Linked DNA regions of Homo sapiens: region 1 is linked to region 2. The links are chromatin loops, found by intact Hi-C in ENCODE. Cell type or tissue: HepG2. All regions are shown on one strand. Each heading gives the region's core, and the rest is flanking DNA. Links, peaks and the distances in the headings are about the cores only.

The links. A loop is a pair of places that touch in the nucleus more often than their neighbours do. Peaks named below come from ENCODE experiments on the same cell type or tissue, not always from the same donor. Only the 100,000 strongest peaks of a DNase experiment are listed, where the experiment ranks them.
Region 1: a loop joins it to region 2, with 2.0 times the contacts of the local background. A loop is called at or near these places in 1 of 110 quality-filtered maps.

What each region holds. Positions count from the first base shown.
Region 1 is chr14:89,208,093-89,220,887 of GRCh38, reverse strand. The region is part of intron 4 of FOXN3 (forkhead box N3); the gene reads left to right. Among named protein-coding and RNA genes, the nearest start is that of FOXN3-AS3, 140 kb to the left of the region's middle. In HepG2, for the core only: a CTCF peak has its summit at 6,513; DNase peaks (open chromatin) are centred at 6,457 and 8,767.
Region 2 is chr14:89,345,692-89,358,486 of GRCh38, reverse strand. FOXN3 (forkhead box N3) reads left to right here. Exons shown (of 6, transcript NM_005197.4): 3 at 7,679-7,815. FOXN3-AS3 (FOXN3 antisense RNA 3) reads right to left here and starts at 8,200. Exons shown (of 2, transcript NR_188029.1): 1 at 7,994-8,200. RefSeq lists enhancers at 4,716-4,815, 5,157-5,872 and a silencer at 7,022-7,071. In HepG2, for the core only: no CTCF peak of the experiment used is centred there; DNase peaks (open chromatin) are centred at 6,336 and 6,766.

The DNA of each region.
Region 1 (12,795 bases), core at 3,248-11,247, 140 kb after region 2:
AGTCATCGTTCTATCACGTTAGCCTGTGTAGTAGAACTGCCTCACCTGGAGCTAATCTTTGCTTTCTGATGGTTCTCAGGGCATTCTTCTGGCCGTCTTTCAAAGCATGTATTAACACTTGGATACAATTGAGAAATTCGTCTGATAGGAGTACTGATGCTCAGTTGCCTGGCAGGTCAGCCCCAGAGAGATGCTGGGGGACCAAGGACAGGGTACCATCTAGGTCCAGATCAGACATCTTTACCACAGTCATGGCCACCGCTCTCTTCCCGATCCAGCCCATGAATACACATTCGTGACCCAGGCTGGTGTACAGTAGGTAGTATGAAGTAGGTAGTATGGAAAGAGCCGTGTGTGTATTTGCAGCCAGGAAAAATCAGTCGTATCACCAGCACACAGCTTGCATTGCGGGTCCTGAAAATGGTGATGCTTTAGTTGTATCATTTAGATCTGAAGATGGTGCAGCACTATTCAGTGCTGTGTGCCAGCTACTCTGTACATGCTTTCTACACACCAGCTCATTTAATCCTCAGCCCATTTTACAGATAAGAAAACTGGAGCACAAAGAGGTTAAGTATCTTGACTGTGGTCACACTGCTGGTAAGTACTGGAGCCGGGATTTGAACCCATGCCACCTGAATCCAGAGCCTGCATCCTCAACTGCTCTGCCACTTTCCATGGTCTGAATTGGAACCAAGGGAGGCCGCAAATGAATCCAAAGCATGTGGCTTCTCTGGGAGATCTGCTGGGCCTCGCAAGAGGAAGAAGAATAATGTGATGAGAAGAAAGGAGGAGGAAGGTGTGGCTTGCAAAAAGCATAGCAAAATGGAGCAAAGCAAACATAAAGTTCAGCTCATCAGTTGATATCAGTATGGAATTATATACATCATTATAATTTTAAAAAAATAGTCAACTGCAGACCGATGATTAGTTCTGTAAGTGGCAAGGATCCTGCCTGAGACTTCTCTCCTAACAGCTTCTGGCAAACCTAGCCCAATGATACCTCAGTGCTGCATCCCAGCAATCTCAGGGGCGCTGCTGGATACATATCCTATTGGTCAAATGGAATATCCAACCAACACAGCTTTAATGACAACTGTAATAGTAGCTAACATTCATTGACAATGCCTACAAACCAGGCGCTGTTCTAAGGGCTTTGCGTGTATCAACTTGTTTGTAAGGGAAGGGGGTGCTATTATCACATTTTCCAGGTGAAGAAACTGAGGCACAGAGCGGTTACGTCAAATTGCCCCAAGTTGTACTTCCAGTACGTGGTAAGAGTCGCAGCCATCCACTCGCCAGATGTTTGATGACAGCCCACTGCATGTGGTGCCATGCTCTCGGGGAACACGGGCTAAGGAAAGACAAGGCCCTTTCCTCATGGGGCTGACATTCATGGGAACACATGTGCAAACACAAAGTTAGAAGCTCTGAGCATCTCCAATAATGCCTTTATTAGTCCGTTTTCACACTGCTATAAAGACATACCTGACGTTGGGTAATTTATAAAGTAAAGAGGTTTAACTGACTCACAGTTCCACATGGCTGGAGGGTTCAGGAAACTTACAATGGTGGCAGACGGCAAAGGGGAAGCAAGGCATGTCTTACATGGAAGCAGGAGGGAGACAGAAGGGGAAGTGCCACACTTTTAAACCATCAGATCTCGTGAGAACTCACTGTCACGAGATGGGGACATCCACCCCCATGATCCAGTCACCTCCCACCACCTCCCTCCCCTGACATGTGGGGATTACAATTCGACATGAGATTTGGGTGGTGATACAGAGCCAAACCATATCAGTGCCTGTCAAGTATTAAGCAGGAATTTCTTAGGGGAAGAAGGGAGTTGACAAAGATGCAGGATTGAGAATAACAATCTGTTAAATAAAAGGAGAAAATAAGAATAAATGAGCTTTGCTTATGGAAGACCTTGGAAGGTTAGGGAAAGTCTTAGCGGGTGCTGAATTGAGAATAGAGTTTGTGTATAGAAACAAAGGCTTCCTACGTTGGTTCCTAATGCCACAAAACGTACAATAGAAGTAGGGTCATAATGGTGACTGTTCAGTCCAGACCTCTCATTTCACAGATGAGGAAAGCAAGACCCAGAAAGTCTCTTTTGAGTCACTTTCCCTAGAAAAGCAGCCCCACATGTCCACAGCCAGACGTGTGCAAGGAGGCTCACTACAGCATTCTTTATAAAAGCCAAAGATTGGAAACAACCTAAAATGTTCATGACCAGGGAAATGTTGAAATAGATTGAATTTCAGCAATGAAAAGGCATGAGCCATATCCCTCTTGAATAGAAGACAAAACTTATCATTGAATGAAAAAAGCAAGCTGTAGAACAATGTATACGTTTGTCTTCACATGTGTAAAACACACACAAACTTAATACTCAATTGTTTTGAAAGACACAGATGCTCATCTTCATAGAAAAAAGCTCAGGACAGGTGCACACCAAGGTTGTAAGGTTACCTTTAGGGAAAAGGCAAGGGAATAGGATTGGGTGACCTCTCTTGTGATGACCTGAGTTTTAAAATAAGCAGTTGTAGTCTTGTATTAATCTTGTGATTAATTAAAAATCACATGATTAAAAAGGAATGCTCCATTGACTTGTCCGATCATAGTCACTGAATTAGTTGAAAAGGCAAGTCTAGGACCAGTCAAGTCTTCTGGATCCCAATCCCCACCCACACACCCAAATATTACACAGATAGGTGCAGGCATGGCGGAGAGGGGCCCAGGGGGAATTAAGGGCTTTGTAACCAGCAGTGAATTGCCAAGGAATCCCAGGAACCATAAAAATGTCAGTGAGTGAAACCGGGTTTTGCTAAAAGAGTATGTGTTTTTCAAAAAAGATTCCAATTTCTAATGGCATTAGTATTCCAAGCAGCTGAATCCCAGGCTGGAAAAAGGTACAAATGATGATTGCTCATTAGCAAATAGAATACAGATGTTCGGTTCATTTTGCCTGAGTGCACCAGCACCTCAGGGAGCCACCAGCATAGCGAGCCAGGCCCGGCAGCAGTGCTGCAGGCTCAGCATTGGGGAGGGCTCCCACAAACAGGAGGGAAGTGGGTCACTGCAAAGCTGGCGGGGACTGGACTTTGTTCCTTCCCTTTGGTAGTTTGTTGGGACCCATGGGTGGGCATGGGAAGCTGACATTTCCAAAGGAACTACCAAGACTATTTTAAATATAATTTTTAATTGTGCTTTTAAAGAAGATGTAATTCTTCACCACCTCCCTATGAACTAGGGTGCATGGTCCCCTTTGGAGAGGAAACTGAAGCTCAGAGAAGTGAAGTGGGTTGCCCAAAAGCACACAGCAAGTGAATGAAATGGCGAATTAGAACCCAGATGTGTTTGGCTCCAGGACTCTGAGTCTTTGGCACTCTTCTTACTAGCAGCTAGGCGTGGCAGAGGTGAAGAACACATAAAAACATTTTGAGGCCAGGCGTGGTGGCTCATGCCTGTAATCCCAGCACTTTGGGAGGCCAAGACAGTAAGGATTGCTTGAGCCCAGGAGTTCAAGACCAGCTTGGGCAACATAGAGAGACCCCATCTCTACAAAAAGGAAAAAAATAGCCATGTGTGGTGGCAGGTGCCTGTAGTCCCAGCTACTTGGGAGGCTGCAATGCGACAGGAGGATTGCTTGTGCCCAGGAGGTCCAGGCTGCAGTGAGCTGTGATCGCAGCACTGCACTCCAGCCTCGATGACAGAGTGAGACCCTGTCTCAAAAACGAACCAAAAAAACATTTTGAGATCTCACACCCTTGTCATTTTCCTAAAACAACTGTTTCTTTTTTGAGCAGCTTCCAGATTTACATACCCCGTTTACCCAGGATCCTCCTAAAAGAGAAATTAAAGAGTTATCTTCAACAGAATCAGCACAGCATAGGGCCAGGCTGGGGGAAGGGCAGATATAGAGAATAAGAAGATGCCATTTCCACACTCCTTGCCCTCAAGAAGCATCTGGCCTGGTTGTAGGGTAATAAAAATGGAAAATCAGATGGCTGTGGAAGGTTTTGATGACAGCCACACGCAGCAGGGAACAATGAGGATTGTGGATTGTGGAAGGTGGATTTTCATTAAGGGGTGGGAACAGTTTTCTTAGGAAGAAAGTCTGGGGAAGTGATTCTAGATGGGTGGCATCATGGATAAAACCGTCTAAGACCAAACCTGGCCTGAGGTCAGTGAGAACCTGGCTGGGGGACATTTGGTTCAGCAAGGGCCACAAGCCATTGGGCTTTGAATGCTGGAGAGCAGAGTTGGACCATCTTGAAGGATGGAGAAGAGCCTACAGAAGCTTAGAAGGAAAAAGGGGCCTGAGTGTGGTCCCATGAGGAGAGTGGGATAGCAGGGAGGGAGACTGAGGCAGGGAGACCTGTTGGAAGGTAGTTCCAGAGGTTCTGGCACTAAATGTTGGGCACCCGGGTTAGGTTGTGGGAGAGTGGCTTAGATGCATTCTGAATGCATCTATTCTATGATGGTGTTATAAACTCCTTACCTGCCGAGACATTTTCCCCTTTGACCTATGCCTTACAGCTGATTCTGCCTTGGGTAAACATTTGGGTTTTTGTGTTTATCTGTTTTTTCTTTTTTATCAAGCAGGGATGATGGAAAGTTTGTACCCGATTAGAGCATAAAGCCTTTTATTGCTGGAATGATTCCTCCTTGAGCTACCTCCTCCCTCCCAGCCCCTACCCTACACCTGTGTGCGTGTCCACAGGAAGTCCTCTGTAAGTGCCTGTTAACCAACTTTCCTATCACTAGGATACATCAGCCTAGGCACCTGTAGCCCCATAGGGCACTGGACTGCTCAGCTTAACTCTTTGCTCCTGGGCACAAATGGTCACTTCTGACTTTTGATGAGAAAAGGTAGGCATTCCTCTAGAACAACACTTGGCAAATTAATATACTTTATCAGGAGGTCACTGAGGTTCTTTTCTTAAGAATATGCTGGCTTGTCTTTAAGGTGAGATGAAGAGTTTTAGATACAAGGAGCCATTTCATTATTCCGTCATCTGCCCAGCTGTTAAGATTTTAAGATAGCAAGTCATCAAATTTTCAGCTGTCTTGCCGCCGCCGCCAGACGCAGGAATGTTGCTGTAGGTCTCTTGGGCCAACAAATTCTCCTGACTGCCACACTGCAGAAATTGCACAGAAGAGCCACTTTTCTTCTGCATTTCATCTGATGGGGATTCACAACTGGAGACATGCCATATGAAAAACAAAACCAGCTTCCAGAAACAACTGACTTTGACTTCTTGTTCTAAAGACTGAGAGTTTTTCTGCCACTTTCACCAAGTCCCCACCTTCTTTAAACGGGTAGAATTCAATGTGGTCGGATGCATTTTGCCTCAGGGGTATAAAATTAATTTAGAAATGACATTTTAAATAGTGGAAGCCTTTTATATAATGATGTGAAAATTATTCTGCTTTTGAAAATCAAAATCAAACATGAAACAGTATGTCTCTCTGTAAAGAAGTCAGATATCTTGTTGGGATATTACTTTGGCTTTCTGCCAAAAAAAAAAAAATCTCTATTCTCCTAACTCTGAAGAAATGAAGCAAAAAAGATATTTGAGGAAGGAGGAGGGGATTGTGATTGTTTTATTGAGACTAGAATCCAGATTTGCAAAGCAGCACTTCTTTTTTTTAACTCTAACCCAGACAAAAAAAAAAAAATTGGGTTCCTTCCCCAAATAGAATCTCTAAACTGTATCTAATGAAACTTGAATAACTAGTTTGGATTTTAAAAGACAGAAGACCCTGCCCATTGCTGACTGCAGTTTAATTATGTAATAAACCAACCAATCCTGTTTTTGTCTGGTTTAGACGCCTTGCAAAATATTTTCCATAGAATATACTACCCTCGCCTAATGTACCTTCTCCCTTTTCTTGTTAACCATCTGATGGTAAATTCTTTTAATTCTGCTTATTTAAAGCACTTGGCTTGCCTCACCTTACCCGGTAATAGTTTTATAGTCAGAAGCAGCATCTGGCCTGATGATAAGAATCAGAAAATGGAATTGTATTACTCCCAAGGAGCTAGTTGTAGCCTGTGCTTTTTCTTTCAAGAAAATACTCTGCTTAGATAGAAGGCATTCACATTACGTGGTCCCCACTGGGCTGAGAAAAAAACAGTCTGACAAAGTGCAGAAAATATGGTTAGCTCCCTCAAAGTCGAGCCACTTCCAGGGTCGATGCCAGTGAAAGGAAACTTGGGTAGAGTGGGTCAGCATGAAGTGCCTGCCCTGGAAAAGGGTCCTTTCCATCTCTCCCTCTTTTCACGGCCGTAATTGAGTGAAGACTATCACCAACTTGACTTACAAAAGCTGCTGTTTGCTTCCTTCTTGTGCCCCAAAGTAAACAAAATAGGCAGGTTCCTGATTCGGAGTGAGTGGCATGGAGCCCAGGCCTTTGTTTGCTGTTAAGTTGTCGGGGCAGCGGAGCAAATAGATGTGAAGAGATTAACCAAACAAGAAGGCCTGGCAAGGGTGACCCTTTCTGTCCAGCCAAGGGAGTGCAGTCATCCGCACGGTGCAGGAGGCAGGGACCTGGTCTCTAGTAGGGACTTGCACGTACAAACCTGGTCCTCTTTCAACATCGGGTGGAGCTGAGGATGACGGAGCTTGCTTCACAGATGATAGAATCCATTTTAGAGGTTTAGTCCAACCCCCTTCTTTTACAGATAAGGAAACAGTGGCCATCCGAAACCTGCCCAGACTGGTTGGTAGGTATTTTAAACAAACAAACAAAAAAGATATATCATCAAAGTTGAGAGAGAAGGCACACTGAATTATTTGTTCATCTTTGGGAACTTTGTAACTTCTTCCAGAACATTTTGCCACTTTTTTTTGTTTGCATATTGCCCCAAGAGACTTAGTTTTTAAACTCTTTAAAGATCCGTGAGAAAACTCATTGAGTAAAGACCCATCTGTCAACAATGTACATGGTAATATTATCTTTGTTACTGTTACAGTGAGTATAAAATTTAGAAGAAACAATAGCTTAATAAATTATTAGGTATAGCCTTAAGCAACTGCACCACAATTTTTGATATTTGTATGCCTTCTTTAAGAAACATAGTTGTCAAATTTCCTCTGGGGTGGGGGCAGTCTTACTGCCTCCCCCAGGACAAATGGGAAAGGGCCTTATTTATTACCTCTCTTCAGTATTTTCCACACAGGGTGGGCTGAAAGGCTCATGTCCTCAAACCAGTAGCTAGCCAAAAACAAATACTTAAGTTTTACTTATCTGTATATTTCAGCTGTCTCCCAAAACAGAGAGGTGACTTATAATGATAAGGTGCAAGAAACAATGGAATCAGCCATCCTTAAGGTAGGGTTTTGAAACAGTAGCTATATGTTTCAAAAAGGGGAGAGAGGGACAGTCACTCTGCAGGGTCTAAGGAAACTAGAGTGACCGATTCAAAACCCATCTTCGAGTTTCCTAGCAGCTAAGGCAAAAAGAGAAATATGGTACACACAGCTCTTATTTCTGGTATAAGTACACATACCAGTGAAGTGCCTGCCTCTAAGAATGAGCCCCTGTCTTGGGGCTTTCAATGAGTAAGGTAAGAAATGTCTTTAACAGAATTTAATGTAGTTACGAAGGTTCCACAGATACCCTTTTCTTATGAGGCCCTTGGTGAAAGGCAAGGATTCAGAGCTGAACTGAGGTTGTCTCCAGGCAATGCTGTATGGAAGGTTGGGGGAGAGATGGGCAGCAGGTGTGTGGTCACATTCTATCCATCTGCTCTGACACTTCCCTGTGCCTGGGAAGGATGTTGGACGGGGAGGCCTTAGCTGGCAGCCAGGAGCATGCCCAGATGGTATCTCTATGTCCAGAAAAACAAAATGAGGAAATTCCCCCTCCCTCTACTAACCTTGTAAAACTGCAGAGGCCTGGTCTGCCTTTGAGTGGCTTTTTGAAATTGTCAACTTAAAAGACCTGAGTTTTTTATAACGTATCTCTTTAGCAACAATGAGCTCCAGAAAGTAACTGCTCCTTAGCGGTGTCAAACCTGATCCTCATTAAACCAGCAGAGCCCTCCTGGAGGCAAACAGCTCTTTGGGCCCTCCAGACATGGAGGATTTTAATGATGTGCCTGGTTCTGTGGTCTGAGATACAGAAGTGATAAGTAGTTTAAGGGGTTGAGGCAGAAAGGGAGGCAATACAAAGAATTAAGTATTTACAAAATTGTTGGAAGGGCCAAAGGAGGGGGACCCAGGCCAGCCTTTCAGAAATGATTTCCAGAATCCTAAGGAGCCAGCCACCAGGCAGGCTGCCATCGCCGGATCTGTGTGGTCAGGAACACACCTCATGGCTGTGACCCAGAGCCCACTGCCACCCCTGCAACTGCCTCTTGACACCCAGGCACTGGAGAATGGGCACTGGGAGGTCACGGCAGGAAAACCCAGCCTTTCTGCAGCATTGCAGGCCACTCACACAGCCAAAGGGGGCCTCACCTCACCTCAGCCTGACTTCATCTAATTGGCAGAACTGAATTTACCCCCAGAACCCCAGCTGCAAGGAAGTCTGGAAGATGAAGACTGTAGCTTCCCAACCTCCGCAGTTTGAAGGAGCAATCCACAGTGCCCCCAACACACGATCCTTGTGAATTGTGAGATTCTGATAACATAACACTGGCCAAAGAACATGTCTTATTCTATTCCAGCTGCCATAACAAAATACCACAGACTAGGTGGCTTAAACAACAGAAATGTATTGTCTCACAGTTCTGGAGGCTGGAAGTCCAGGATCAAGGTCCAGCAGGGTATGGTTTCTGGTGTACAGACTTTCACGTCTGGCTGTATCATCACCTACCCTTTTTTTCTGTGCTTGTGTGGAGAGGGAAGAGGAGATCTCTCTTATGTGGTCACTACTTATGCTACTCTTATAGGGCCACGAATCCCATCATGAAGAACATGACCTCCTCTAACTCTATCACCTCCCAAAGGGCCCTATCTTCAAATACCATCAAATTGGAGGTTAGGGATTCAATGTATGAATTTTAGGGAGACATAAACATTCAGTCCCTAGCAGAACACATCTTCCTGTTATAGCAAATATTTCAGGATCATCCCAGACCAAAGGATCATAATGCTTCCTTTTAGCAAGGGGAGAGAATTTCGTTCTGTTCTGTTGATGCTCTCTGGGGTGAGACTCAACCTAATGATGAGTGAATCTGAAGCCAGTGCTACCCCTTTCTGTATAATCCACTCCTAAAAGAATTGGATAAAAGCTATGGACCCTTTCCAGAAACATGCACAAATTCCCAGTGTCTACATGTACTTTCTGCAGGTTTAAGTCTTCCTGTGGACTGACCACCTACCCCAGATCCCTCTTTGTAGCCTGTTTCCTGTTCTTTCTTCAGTATAAGCGACTCTTTGCTCCTCCAGAAACTGCTTTTGTTTGGGTGGTCATCAGCAAGCCATGGTACTGTTGATCAGGTCCCAGGACACTAATGAGATTCAGTGGTTGGAGTTGAGAACTTTCTGTCCACATCCAGAGAGAGAATTGGTTTCTACAGTTGCATACACTGAAGCTCTGATTAGGATCTTTCCTATTACCTTTAGTTAATAAACATGACCAAGATAACTTGGCCACTTTGGAACATGAAGATTGTGATAAAAATGAATTTACTTGCAAAGCTTAATCTCCAAAATTGCTTTGAATCTGGGCTCAGGTCCCTCCAGAAGTAAAAACTGCACAGTGAAACGTGTAGAGTGACATCAGCTGGCTTGGGTGGGACACAGTATATTCTAGTTGAAAGGTAATGAAACTTTTTAAAGAATTGGATGAATTAACATCTTTATGTGAAATGGAATCAATACAATAAATCCACTATGGCTTTGTTAGCTATTCTCTTTTGTTTTTTGGTTTTTGCAACATGTCTAGATGGAGAAAATAAGCTGCCAGAGAGTGGAGAAATGTAAAAATTAATTGTGTTCTGTAGTCCAAACTGTATAGTTTCTTTGGAGAATAAAATAAAGCAAAATGAAGTGAGCCGAATTTGCCACTCAGCAGATGCCAGGATTTTACCCTGTCGATGGAGTGTTTCACTTTGATAACCTGTCTGATGAACCACCCAAGGAAGGGGCTGACTCGATAGCACCTCTGTTTTTAACCCTTTCCATTACTGGGTGCTGAGGTTGTCCTTACACTGACAAATAACTAAATGAAATGTGCAGTCTACAACCAAAATGTAACTAAAATAGGAAATGATGGTCTTTAAATACGTGGCTTGTTTGTGTTAATTAATGCTGCAAATGACACTTAGGGATAAATATAGTAGAGGCTGATTTACTGAGCAGCAAAGCAAAACTCTAGAGAATCAGGGCTTTTATTTAAATAGAGTATTTGAGTGACAACAGTATGTGTCTTAGTCCATTCTCGCATTGCTGTAAAGAAATACCTGAGACTGGGTAATTTATAAAGAAAAGAGGTTTAATTGGCTTACGGTTCTGCAGGCTGTACAGGAAGCATGGAGGCACGTGCTCAGCTTCTGGGGAGGCCACAGAAAACTTACAATCATGGAGGAAGGTAAAGGGAGAGCTGGCATTTCATAGGAGGGTGAGAGGGGCGGGGGCAGGCGCCACACACATTTAAACAACCAGATCTTGTGAGAACTCCATTGCAAGAGCAGCACCAAAGGGATGGTGCTGAACCATTCATGGAAGATCCACCTCCATGATCCAGGTACCTCTTGCCAGGCCCCACCTCCAACACTGGGGATTACAACTGAACATGAGATTTGGTGGGGACACCGATCCAAACCGTATCAGTATGCTAGGTGCTGTGTCAAGCCACAGTTCTGGGACTGTGAAAAGTAGGCACATATTTTGCAAAATACTTGTGTAGCATGGAATTGGAGTTTCTCAGCCAAGTAAGTACATGAAATGTTCCAATAAATAATGTAAAACATGAAGAATTTCCCACCGAAAAGTTTCTCCTTATCTGTTAACAATGGTGGAATGAAGTTCATCAGTGCATCCGCATTGGTATATCATGCAGTGACTTTATATTGAGATGCAAATGCACTAGGCCCAATTAAATACCGTTGTTGTGATGTATTTAGACTTGTTCCTTTGTGTTGTTTTACTGAACCAAAAGGAAATAGTCATATTTCTTAGTAGTGACATGCCTAGAAAAGGAGTAAAGCAATTATTCTTTTCTTTAAACTCTAGTTTTGGCCATCTCTGAATAGTGGGTAAGTTTTGCTTTTCTGAATAAAGAAGTGTTTACAAATATAGAGAACATCATTCACTCCCAGGTTCTATTCAAGAAAAGCATATTGGTAAAAACTGTATTTCTCAGGGCCATTTATTCAAAGCCCATGCCTTCAAGCAGGAATCGTCACTCCGCTGTGTAAATGTTGTGGTGTGACATTGTCTGCTATTTATCTGAAACTGTTTATGTCACACTTTGGAATTTTCTGTTCCTCCTTTCAGCCGGGAAGGAATTAGCTGGTGCTCCAATATCTCTCAAATTTTTCTAGTGTTGGCTAAGGATTTGAAATATCATTGGAAAAATATTGGCCATTCGTCAGGGTTATTGAATACCTATTGGGGAAAGGTAAAGGAGCAGAAGCTCCTAATACGTAAAGGAATGGGAGAGGCACAGATTAGCTGCCTGGGCTTTGTGTTGGAAGCAAGAACTGGAATTAACGTGGCCGCCAGATAAGGTGGTAACTACAGCTGGTTCTGTGAGTTCCTCACCCCTGTGATTTTATCATCACATTTGTTTATATCATTCATATATATGGAATATCCAGTGAGTCCGAAGTGTTTTAGAGTAACAAAAAGTTTATTCTTCCAAATATCCGTGGAAGGTAGGTGAGTACCTCATTTTATTTTAGTGTGTTTGTCGTTGCGTGGTTAGGAAATGAGGCCTTTGAGAGGACTTGTCTAATGTTGTTAAAAAAGAAAAACTGGGAGATCTTCTGTGTTTCTCTGGAAGGCATCACTGGGATGTAGCTTCTTTGATGTTTAAGAGACAGGTGGAGGGGTCGAGCAGATTGTGGCTCAAGACCCTGGTTGAACCTGGCTCCTGTCTCAGCCTCCATCCAGCCCGCTAATTCAAGTAGATCTTTTTCACACTGTTCATCAGTAAGATGATTTCAGAGGGTCTCTTTTAGCTCAAAAATTCTATTATTCTGTGCTTAGAACTGAGAGAGTCTGTCTATATGAAAATCCAGGCAGGTTGCATTTCCCCACAGACAGTTCAGTCTATATAATGGTTTGGGCTGTAGGAGCTCGAGATATTGCTAGGTGGGGCCAATTATAAGGTATAATAGTATAATAAGTCAGCATTTTTAAAGTGAAAGAGTCTCTGTAGCAATCTTACAAAATACTAAAGTGGAAAAATGATCAGAAATTGATCTTTTCAACTTGGTGATTCCATGGATAGACAGTAGATGCACATCATCACTGGCATATTAATTTGAGTCGTTGCTTTTGCCTTTTCCCCAGTAAAAAGCCCTGGCTAGTCTGTGTCTATTTAAAGAAGTAAAATGCTACTCAGTGAAAAATGATAATTAGTAAACCCTAAACAGATTGAAGTTCCCCAGGGAATAAGCGCGGATGCCTGACCTCAGAAGTTGCAAAGGGACCCTGGCTGCCCATCATTGTCACGCCAATGGGTAGGGCCCGTACCCGCCTTTTTTTGTACTTCCCAGCATGTAGGCCAGCCTGCCACAAGAGGTCAATTTGGATACTGTGGTCACATTTTAAAAAGAGAACTATAATTATGACCTCTCATTATGTACAGTGATGCCTGCTGAGTTAA
Region 2 (12,795 bases), core at 2,126-10,125:
CTTATTACGGATGGGGTAACTTACTCTAGTCCGTGTCTGTATCCCCCAATGGGGGTCTTCCTTTTCGACCTTGGAGCACTTGACTTAGGCCATCATCCACACCCCACCCATCCCACAGGACCCAGCCCAAATCCCTTAACCCTGAAAACTCCTTCTCTGGTTTTTAAGTTTCCTAAAACTGGGAGTTGTGAGTCTCAGTCCTGGGTACCAGTATTGGAGCTGTAGGGCAGTGGGCAGTGAACTATGGATAATGTTTTTGCAAATAAGGTCTTACTGAAGCCCAGCCACGTTTATCTGTTTACATTGATGGTTGCTTTTGTGCTATGATGGCAGAGTTGGGTTGTTGCAACAGAGACCATGTGACCTACAGAGACTATAGAATGTACTTTGAGAAGCCGTTGGACCTGGCCATGCATTAGAGGACCTGGTAACAGAAAGAGAAGTTGTTTAAGAAAAGTTTACTAACCCCTATTACAGAGGAACCAGTTGATGTTAAACCTCTAAAGCCAGACAATCTCAGGCCTACCATGACATTTATGAGCTTCTGCTAGAAAGGTTGGGGTCAATGAGGGTATAGCAGAGGGGAGAGAGGTGGCTTATGCAGTCCATTCCTCCAGATACAGTCGCGCGTTGCATAATAGCGAGAATAAGTTTTGAGAAATACGTCGTTAGGCAATTGCATCATCATGAGAACATCACAAAGTATATGTACACAAACCCAGTTAGTATATGTTTATATACATATTTTTTCATATGGAAAATCAAATGATCCCACACCATTACTGAATATCAATTACTTCTCCTACTTGATCTGCATTGCCAGTGTCAACTGCTGTTTATCAGGTTTCTAGCTCTCTCTCTCTCTCTTTTTTTTTTTTGAGATGGAGTTTCACTCTTGTTTCCCAGGCTGGAGTGCAGTGGCACGATCTCGGCTCACCGCAACCTTCGCCTCCCAGGTTGAAGCGATTCTCTTGCCTCAGGCTCCCAAGTAGCTGGGATTACAGGTGCATGCCACCGTGCCCGGCTAATTTTTTGTATTTTTAGTTGAGATGGTGTCTCACCATGTTGGCCAGGCTGGTCTTGAACTCCTGACCTCAGATGATCCACCCGCTTCAGCCTCCTGAAGTGTTGGGATTACAGGCGTGAGCCACCACGCCCTGCTCTATCTCCTTTTTTTAAGAAAGAGACAGGGTCTTGCTCTGTTGCCCAGGTTGGGGTGCAGTGGCACAATCATAGCTCACTGTAACCTCAACTCCTGGGCTCAAGCAGCAGTCTAGCTAATTTTTATTTGTATTTTTTGTAGACATGGGGTCTCACTGTATTGCCCAGGCTGGTCTCAGACTCCCGGACTCATGCTGTCCTTCTGCCTTGGCCTCCTAAAGTGCTGGGATTACAGGTGTGAGCCGCTAACTGGCCTCAGAGTACATTCGGGAGCTGTCCTCCTTTCTCCGTCTCATTGCTGCCCACCTGAACCAACACCCATGGTCATCTTGGTCCTGGACCGTCATATCAGTTCTCTGCAGGTGCTCTTGCCACTTCCAGCCCATTTATTTCTCACACAGCAGCAACTTCCTTTCTTCTAACTCATGGCTTATTCTGTTTCCTTCCTAGCAGGTATTACAGTCTGTCATAATCTTGCTTATTTATTTCTTTACTTACTGTGTTTTTTCCCATCTATAATCCAAGCTTCAGGAGGTCGGTCTCCTTTTTGTATTGTTTTGTATTCACAAGTGGACCCTTCATGGTGCCTGGCATGTAGTAGGCACCACAGGAATGAATGAATGAATGCATGAGCGTATGAATGAAGGAATGAATGAAGGTGGGTAGTGTTAGAAGCACCCTCCAAAATGGTGTGTCAGAAACATCAAAAGCTATTGTTTCAAGATCACCAACACACACCCAGCTCCCCACTCCATTTCGTTTTCAGTTTTTGTCTTGTTTTAATATCTCATCAGCTTTACAGGGTTACAATTGTCTTAAATATTTCTGAAGTGTAAATATCATCTGCATAATAAGGTTGTTATAAAATGTAAACTTTCTGTGTTGTTTTAATTTAATTTAATTTAATTATTATTATTATATATTTTTTTGAGATCGAGTCTCGCTCTGCCGCCCAGGCTGGAGTGCAATGGCACGATTTTGGCTCACTGCAACCTCCGCCTCCAGGGTTCAAGTGATTCTCCCGCCTCAGCCTCCCAAGTAGCTGGGATTACAGGCACCCTCCATCATGCCTGGCTAATTTTTGTATTTTTGTAGAGATGGGGTTTTATCATGTTGGCCAGGCTGGTCTTGAACTCCTGACCTCAGGTGATCTGTCCACCTCGGCCTCCCAAAGTGCTGGGATTACAGGTGTGAGCCACCATGCCTGGCCTGTCTTAATTTTAAAGTCTAAAAATCATACTTTTTTTTTTTTGGTCCTTTTTTCTTTTTTCTTTTTTTTTCTTTTCATACCTGAATGTTCTGCACAAACTGAAATTGTTACAGGCTATCCCTCCCTGGCCAGGGCAGAACAGGCCTGGGCAGAGGTGGTGCCTGCTCCACTTTGACATGGGGCCTGCCTCCTTATCCCCGTTCTTTAGGCACTGCCCCAGAGCCACGTGTAAGTCCCCCACTGTTGCTAATAGGGGGCTTTCTTCCTCACAAGTGGTGAGAAGGGGGAAAAAACACAACCAGACACTACTGTCCTAGATCAGTGGATACCAAACTTTGTTGACCCGGCTTCCCAGTAAGAAGTGTATGTTACTTGGTGATCAGTAAACATGTATATACACAACTATGCAAATACAAATTTCACTATATGTTACTGCAGATATATGGTAGTCCATTCTATTTGGTTCTAGTTTGTTACATTCTGTTCCATTAAAACAGTGCTGCTTATGATCCATTCCGTTCATTTCATGACCCATGAATGTATCTGGCCCACGGTTTGAATAACAATGTTTAAAGTATAGGCTGGGCGTAGTGGCTCATGCCTGTATTTCCAGCACTTTGGGAGGCCAAGGCAGACGGATCACCTGAGGTCAGGAGTTCGAGACCAGCCTGGCCAATATGGCGAAACCCCGTCTCTACTAAAAATACAAAAAAAAAAGAAAATAGTCGGGCATAGTGGCGGGCACCTGTAATCCCAGCCTCTCGGGAGACTGAGGCGGGAGAATCGCTTGAACCCGGGAGGCGGAGGTTGCAGTGAGCTGAGATTGCGCCACTGCATTCCAGCCTGGGCACGACAGAGTGAGACTCCATTTCCACAAAAAGAAAAAAAAAAATTACTTTTTTTTTTTTTTTTTACATTTTTGCTAACCATTTCTTCCTACAATATGGGCTCTTGTTTGCTTTTCTTTTTGTGCATTGATTTTTTATTTTTAATAGAGAGTTGATTTTTATTCCCCCAGGTGGTTTTTAATTTTAAAAGAAACTTGGGCTCATCCATAATTTTTTTTACTCATTTTTCCATGTAATTTTTCTCAGTTTTTTTTCTGGGGGTGTTAGTGTATATATACACACAAAAATGTGAGTGTGAATACACACGCATACTTTCCTATAAATGAATATTCTTCGCTTATTATTTTGAATTCCCCGACACTTAATGGTGTGTGGCCCTCACAGTTATTTATTTATTTATTTATTTATTTTTTGAGACGGAGTCTCACTCTGTCACCCAGGCTGGAGTGCAATGGCACGATCTCAGCTCACTGCAACCTCTGCCTCCTGGGTTCAAGAGATTATCCTGCTTCAGCCTCTTAAGTAGCTGGGATTACAGGCACCCACCACAAAACCCAGCTAATTATGGTATTTTTAGTAGAGATGGGGTTTCACCATGTTAGTCAGGCTGGTTTCGAACTCCTGACCTCAGGTGATCCACCCACCTCGGCCTCCCAAAGTGCTGGGATTACAGGCATGAGCCACCGCACCTGGCCTATTTCTTTTCTTTTTTTTTTTTTTTTTTAATAAAAAGCACTCCACGGCCGGGCGCAGTGGCTCACGCCTGTAATCCCAGCACTTTGGGGAGGCCAAGGTGGGCGGATCACTTCAGGTTAGGAGTTTGAGACCAGCCTGGCCAACATGGAGAAACCCTGTCTCTCCTAAAAGTACAGAAATTAGCCGGGCGTGGTGGCGGGTGCCTGTAATCCCAGCTACTCAGGAGGCTGAGGCAGGAGAGGCTTGAACCTGGGAGGCGGAGATTGCAATGAGCCAAGATTGTGCCACTGCGCTCCAGCCTGGGCAACAAGAGCGAGACTCTGTCTAAGAAAAAACAAACAAAAAAAACCAAACAAAAAAAGCATTCCATATTCTTGTCTTCAGATGAGATGCAGATATTTTTCTAAGAAAGCTCCAACTCTCAAACTTACTACACAACTATAATCAAGTTATAGCCTTCTCTCTCCTATTAGAAACATTAAATGTAATTTTTCCTGGCCTAAGAAACTTGAGCATTCTATCCTTTGCATATTTCCATTTTTAAAGTTTTCAAGTAAACCATTTTACTACTCCAAACTGTTACATGAAACCCAAGAAAATGCTTGAAAATGCAGGAGTTCAAGACCAGCCTGGCCAACATGGTGAAACCCCATCTCTTTCCTTAAAAAAAAAAAGTTAGCCAGGCATGGTGATGCACGCCTGTAATACCAACTACTTGGTAGGCTGAGGCACGAGAATCACTTGAACCTGGGAGGGTGAGGTTGCAGTGAGCCGATATCACATCACTGCACTCCATCCTGGGTGACAGAATGAGACTGTCTCAAAAAAAAAATTTTTTTTGGGAGATGGCCACAATGAACTGACCAAGTATGGAATTAAACCTCAGCTTGATGTTGACAGTGCAGAGACCTGGGCAAAAGACTTTCAGCAGCCAGGTAGTCATGAGTCAGTGATAGTAGCTTCCCTAGCAAGGGAGAAGTCCCAGTAGTGAGTGTGGGGTGTGGGGTTCATAGAAAGCAGATGCAGGGAGTGATGAAAATAGAGGGGGAGCTGAGAATGTCAAAAAGCTCTTCCCAGTGAATTTGTTGAGCCAGGACCACCACTGCATTCAAATAGATGATCATTTTATCTTCACTCGTCCCATCTGTTTGCTGGAGGCCCTTCCCACCGCTGCTGTTGGAGATGAAAATCAATCAGATATGGTTCAATGAAAGACATTGTAAGCCAGTTTCATTGTCTTTCTTGTGTCCAAAAGGAGATTTTCATGATGCTGTCTGCCATTTATTGAGTACCTGTAGGTAGGGCCGCTACTGAAGGTGTTTTATATTATGCCATCTCTGAGCCTCCCAGCTATCTCTAAGTGGGTCACTGTTTTACCAGTGAGGAAGCAAGACTTCCCATGGCGCTGTGATTTGTGCAGGGCCACTCAGGAAACGTCTGTGTGGCTCCAGATCACCTGTTCTTACTATTCTTCAGCCTGCCTCTCTGCATCTGGATCAATTACCTTGTGAATGTCCTGCACAGTCCTGGGGGTTTATTCTGCTTAGCTTTTGTTTTTATTTTTATGTATTTATTTGTTTTGAGATGGCGTTTCACTGTTCTTGCCCCAGCTGGAGTGCAAATGGTGCGATCTCCGCTCGCTGCAGCTTCTGGCTCCTGGGTTCAATCTGCTTAGCTTTTAAATGGTAGCATACATTAATATGGGTATACAAGGGTACAGTAAACAAACACTTAGGTTAGGATTAGGAGAAACCACGTTCTTGGCTTACGGTTATTTCCCTGAGAAGGCCAACCGGTTGTCCTTCATTTCTTTGTCATATTATTTTTGTAGCGTTAAGATTAAATGGTCCCACCCTGAAAGCCACCATGATGAGAACAAAAGCCATTGGGTTTCCAGAATTGAGACAATATCATTGCAGAAATGTTTGGGTCACATGTCAGCCATGGCCCTCAGTGTAGCTATTGCTGGTTTGGAGCCTTGGGTGCAAGGGATCAGAAAGGCAGGTCCCACTGGCCCAGGGCTCCACCGGGAGCCTTTGATGGAATCAGGCCAGACCCCTACTGTTGACAGGATTTGGTGGTTTGTTTTATGTTTTCCAAATTTGGTAGTTACCTGTCTCCTGTCTTTCCCCCCAAACCTCTCCACTCCTTAGCTTTTGGCTTTCTTCTGCACAGCTCTTTTCCAAAGGAAGGGATGAAGCTTCCAGGGCAGATTATTGAGTGGCCCGCCTGATTTACTTGCAAAGTCTCACTGCTCCCCCTGAACTATTCTGGGTTTGAGAATGTGTGCGTGAAAGGAAAAAACACGTAGGAATGTTGAATTTTCCAAAGTTGAAATCTTTCAGGTCTTTAAACATCCGGTTGGTTAAACTGAGAACATTGATGTTTAAGCATAGAGTGTCCAGCCAGACTCTGACCTGTGTCTGGGGTCAGGCCTGCACGTGGGGGTGGGTGACTAGAGTGGTCAGAGGTTCCAGCCCCTGGCTGTGGTTTTGAGCAATTCTCCTATTCTCATTGCACCAGAAAGAGTTAATTCCAGTTGCACGGCTTGCTGATGTTGTTGATAATAAAGTATTTTAATGGGCTCTGTGAATAATGTTTGTAAGGAAACTACTCGGGTGAACTGATGATGAAACACAGATTTTTTTAAACTTTTAAAAAGATTTTAGGAGTAACTTGTTTTTACAGCTCCTTCAGTGGGATTTTCTTGGATTGTCCCCTTCCCCCATGTTAGTTAAACAGCTTCTTGTTTGCTTTCTAAATGTTGGAGGACAACATCAATCTTACTGTTGGCTGAAAGCAGGAGGTGGGCACGGGTTTATGTAATTTAACTTCTTTTCTCTGCAAATCAGTAAATATTTACAAATGACCTTATCAAACAGTTTGGGTACATTCGGTCACTTGAAAGTGTGCGGCCAGAGGAACGATTGCCCGTCGGCCTGCTGCCAGTTCCGGGGGGCCTCAAAGGAAGGACTTACATTTTTAAAAATAGGCTGTCCATAGACCAAACGCTTCACAGGAAGTGGGCCTCACAGGAAGCCTCCCTCTCTCCACAGAACGGTTTTAGAAAATTTGCATTTTAAAGTTTGACTTCTAAAGATTCAACTCTTAATGGCTGGAGTCGATTGCTGGGAACTGAGGAATCCAAAAAATAAATAGTGGATTCTGAGTTGGGCTTTACCATTGCTGCCTGAGTTCTTTTGTTGCTTAGGGAAGGTAATTACAGAATTCTATTCCAAGAGTAAATGTCATTCTTTTGTGAGTAAGCTGGAAAGAAACAAGGGGATTACTTTTCTGTTTTTATAAAATGATCCCGATGTCATATGGTTTTAAAACATAACTAAATTTCTGGAGCAGAGATGGACTTTTGGGGGTGTCTCGGCCCTCTTTTTTTTTTCCCCAAACTTTAGAAATCTGACACAGTTAAATTCATTTTTAGAAGAGAATGCACGTGTTCTTCAATGTTGACGCTGAAAAACAATGAGATTCTCATTTTATTGGTAGTTTGGGTATGAAAATTGTAATATTGTTGTATCACCATAACCTGGTAATAATATGTTCATTTTGCCTATCAAACATAATACAAGTAAGATTGAAGTGCATTTTATGGAGTTCTACTGTCAGTATAATATTTAAGGCTGGCAAACAGTCAACAAATGAGAAGCTTTTAAAAATAAAGAAGTGATAATAGCTATACATCTACTTATTGCAAAGTACTTAATAATTCTCTATTAATGCCTTTGTATTTTAATTTTCTTTGCAGAGTATTGGGAAAGGGTCGTTGTGGTGCATAGACCCAGAGTATAGACAAAATCTAATTCAGGCTTTGAAAAAGACACCTTATCACCCACACCCACACGTGTTCAATACACCTCCCACCTGTCCTCAGGCATATCAAAGGTAAGCAATTCAGACTTCTTTTTTTTGGTCTACTGAAATGGCATTATTTTGGCAGAGACCTGCGCGGAAATTAATTTAATAGGCCGTACGAGATTTTAAAAATAACTGCAGGTAAATGAGAAAGAAATTAAGTATTATTAGGAGGCATATCCACTGTTGTATTTCCTACAAACCTTACCGCTGCTGCAGCGTCAGAGGAATGTGCTTCCAGAAGGCTTCATGGTGGGTGAAATCATGTCTTCCTGGGTAGAAACATTTACAAAGAAAAGTCGACAGCTTTCACATCTCGGTGTGTGTCATGTTTTGTTGGGATAAAAGTACAGGAACGAGTCAAGCAGGCAACTCCATCATCCCCTCATCTGGCCGGTCTCTGCAGACATTCAGTGGAGGCTCACTCAGTTGTCCCCACTGTTGTCTTTCGCAGTCTCCATGTAGACGGTGCTCCCAGGTGACCATTTTGTTGTGGTTACTTGGTCTTTGCTTCTTCAAGGAGAACAGTAGAAACAATAGAGACATTTTATCCTCCTCACATGCCCATTTGTTTGAGACAGTAAGGTCATGGGTACCATTTTTACAAATATATCATTGGAAGGGAGGGTAAGTAGCCTGTCACTTTTTTAAAAAGTGTCTTAATGTTAGATTCCAAAAGAGAGCCAAATAATCAGAACCAAATTTTTAAGATCAATTTTTATGAATACATAGTACTTGAATTTGAAGTGCATTCCTCAGTTCTACAAAAAAATATTTAAAAATGTATAGAAATGTTTCTATCGTAACCACCTAGTTAAGAGGAATTATCCTTGGACTGCAAGTTGAGGTTAATTAGGGATGGCATGATGTCATAGACTTCAGGAATTTTACAGTCCACTTCTTTGCAGATTCTTTTCCTAGTCTGCTGTTTGTTCTGCAGGAGGGAGCACAAAGTGATCTTCTGAAATAGCATTAATGAAGTTCTTCTGCATCTCAGTTGAGAAGCATTCCATCACAGGCCCTAGACAATCAGTCTTCAGCAAGAGACAGGGAGGAACAGCTGGGCTCTCTGAGAAGACTGCTGTATGTCTGCCTTTGCTAGGCGATTAGCGTGATGGTACCCATAGCAACTGGAGCGTCTCCATAGTAACGCGTAGCCGAGACAGGTGCAGTTGCATCACAAGGCTGTTTGTTGCCTGGCAAAAGGACAGGCCATTAGTACTTAGATATACACTGTTGCCTTAGAAACAAATAACCTTACATAGCAACTACAGTTGATTTGAAAGGTTTGGTGTGTGGGGGGGAAGGTTGTAGCAGCTTTTGTCTGTGTTCATAAAAATCAGTGGAAGCATACTTTATTCGAAATGACAACTTGAGGTCATATAGCTGTAGGAGAGAAAGTGGGATTTTCCAAAGCAGCCCAGCCAACATAGTAGACATGTCCAGAAGGACAGAGCCATATGCTTGGTTTTCTCCTTGTGGCCATAGCCACTCCCCAAATGGAAGAGAACCAGGATTGGAGTGGAGAATTGCCGATGTACAAGGTTGGTGAAGGAGGACGTGACACTAATTATTGAAATATTTCCCAGATTCTCATGTTTCTTTGTCATTCTACCCCCACCCCCCGACTCTCCAAGCTGCATGGAATACCCTTCTCTGGGTTTTCCACTCTGCACCTCAGAAGTATTTCATCTCCCTTTGCTTCTAGGAAGTTAAGAACATGAGTGTTACTCACTGGGTCATGTCATTGGTTCCTTTAGACCAGTATTTTGTTGCCAAATGTGACCCCGAGGGAAACACAGTAATTATTTAATAATTCGAAGGATTATAGAGGAGCTCTGGGGGTTGGAACAGGAATGCATATTCAGGCGAGAGGCATTCTGAGCTGGCCTTAGCTTAATGACTTCATTTGATTTTTAATATAGACATAAAAATGCAGATGAACCAGAGCTTTTGTAATGAAAATCATTTCCGAAGGAATATTTCAGACCCCACTCCGTCACCTCCAGCCTTTATCCCCAGTTGACTGAGGGGGGAAAAAAAACCAGTTTCTGCTTCTGCCCATGCGGTGCTTAGATTTCACCTCCACAGAGGTCACTGGCGGTGGAGGGAGATGACAGATGAGATTCTAGTCTGCCTCTTCCATGCCTTAAGTCCATGAGAACAAGTCACTTTCTCTTTCCTGGGGACTGTCATCCCTTCATCTGAAAGCTGAGAGTTTGCTTCAGGATCCTCTAGTGTGTGAAATTGCACTGAAGCCACTGAACACTGGGTAATTGTACAATATTTCTGTGTCTTAACAGTGATGTGGCATTTGGTTCAATTCTAAGCCATCAGGCCACTTGTTGACATGACCTAGAGAAGATGGAAGTGAAACACCGAGTCATTAAACAGGGACCCCAAAATGCCGAATTGACGTGATCTGGCTGGGTCCACTGTGATGCGGGGAATCACCCGTCAGCCCCTTGCTGGATCGCTGTGAGGGGTACCTGGGAAGTGCTTGGCTTTCATGGGGCTGGTACTTAGCATCCTGAAGAAGATGGTGATTATACTAGATGGGCGGTTATTGCTAGGACTTGCAGGTGTGCTTGGCAAATGTCACTCTGAACTGAGCTGCAGGTGGCTGGAAATGCTGCGGGAAAAGCGAGACATTTGAGAGCACTGCCCAGACCTTGCTCACATCCAAATACCATGCTAAATATTGAGATGTGTAGACCCGTGCCTCTGTTTTCCTTTTTTGCTTTTTTTTGAGACGGAGTCTTGCTCTCTCTCCAGGCTGGAGTGCAGCGGTGCAATCTTGGCTCACTGCAACCTCCGCCTCCTGGGTTCAAGGGATTCTTCTGCCTCAGCCGCCTGAGAGTAGCTGGGACTACAGGCAGGCGCCACCACACCCAGCTAATTTTTGTATTTTTCGTAGAGATGGGGTTTTACCTTGTTGGCCAGGCTGGTCTCAATCTCTTGAACTCATGATCCGCCCGCCTCGGCCTCCCAAAGTGCTGGGATTACAGGCGTGAGCCACCGCGCCCGGCCCATGCCTCTGTTTTCTAAAGTGCCCTTTTGAATGTATGTTAGGATGTTCTTCCACACCTGCTTTGTTGATACCAAATTTGTGAATTGTTTTTAATCGAAGTGCAGAGCTCAGCGTGGAGTACTTCAAACCAAGTGACTTAAACAACAGAAACTTACTGTCTCAAGGTTCTGGAGGCTGGAAGTCCGAGACCAATGTGTCGGCAGGGTTGGTTCCTTCTGTGGGCTGTGAGGGAGGGTCTGTTCCACCCCTCTCTCCTAGCTTCTGGTGGTTTACTGGCATTTTGCTGGAATGCTTTTGGCCTTCCTTGGCCTGTCGAAACATCACTCTGATTTCTGCCTTCACCTTCACTTGGCATTCGTTTTCTCCATGTGGTGTCTATGTCCAAATTTTCCCTTCTTGTAAGGACACACTGGTCGTATTGGCTTAGAGGCCCATCTTTCTCCCGTAATAATTCATCCTATTTAACTAATTACATTTTCAATGGCCCTGTTCCCAAATAAGGTCATGTTCAGATGTACTGGGGGCTAGATCTTCAATGTAGGAATTTTGGGGAGGCATAAATCACCCCATAGCAACCCTTTTCTTAAGGGAGACATTTTGCTGATGAATATATGGAGAAGCAGAAAGTAAGGAAATATTTAAAGAACAAAATGGTGGGGTGGGGGGCAGGGGTGTCAAAGGGATTCGCCTGAAGTTGCTCCTAGTAGCCAAAGCTGGGACGGTGATGAGCAGCAAAATAAATAACATAGTGTTGGATTATAACTGGAAATATAAAATAAATACCTATGAGTCCAGACTGATAGAAATAAATGATTGAATAAATAAACAAACAAATAAATGAGAGAAGAGACACAATTCCCATTCAGAGGGTTCCAAATGCTTGATGTAGCTCTTTCTCCACTGAAAGAGGTGGGACGGAACTCTCCACTCCTGGAATGGCTGCACTTAATGACCTACTTCTAAAGATGAGAGCATGGAAAAGGTTGGAAAAGGGAGTTTGGAGTGGACAAACCTGGTGAACAGTATGCCACAGGTGATGAAAGTACCATCCTCAGTGATGTGATGTTGATACCGGGTACCTCTCGTAGGACATCATAAATTTGGCACTTCAGCTTTGTGGTCTTTCTCCCCAAACTCATAACCCCTGTCTAGTCATGGGAAAAACATCAAACAATGATTTTGTCCTTCAGCAGGGACATTCTACAAAAATAACTTGATCCTCACTCCTCAAAGCCCCAAGGTCATCAGAAACAGGGAAAGTCTTAGAATCTATTACAGACCAGAGGAGACTAAGAAGACATGATGAGCAAATGTGTCCTATGATGTCCTGGATGGGATCCTGGAACAGAAAAAGGACATTAGGGGAAAATGTGCAAAATATGAATTAACTGTGCAGTTTAGTTAATAGTAATAGTAGTATGCTGCATGTTTATAGCAGCACAATTTGCTGCTGCAAAGATATGGAACCAACCTAAATGCCCATCAACCTATGAGTAGATAAGGAAAATGTGGTATATATACACCATGGAATACTACTCAGCCATAAAAAGGAACAAAATAATGTCTTTTGCAGCAATTTAAATGCAGCTGGAGGCCATTATTCTTTTCTTTTATTTTTTGAGACAGGGTCTCACTCTGTCGCCAGGCTGGAGTGCAGTGCCGCGATCTCGGCTCACTGCGATCTCTGCCGCTCAGGTTCAAGTGATTCTCCTGCTTCAGCCTCCCGAGTAGCTGGGATTACAGGCACCTACCATGAAGCCCTGCTAATTTTTGTGGTTTTTAGTAGAGACGGGGTTTCACCATCTTGGCCAGGCTGGTCTTGAACTCCTGACCTTGTGATCCACCACCTCGGTCTCCCTAAGTGGGATTACAGGCGTGAGCCACTGTGCCCGGCCTGGAGGCCGTTATTCTAAGTGAAGTAACTCAGGAATGGAAAACCAATGGAAAACGTATGTTCTCACTTATAAGTGGGTGCTAAA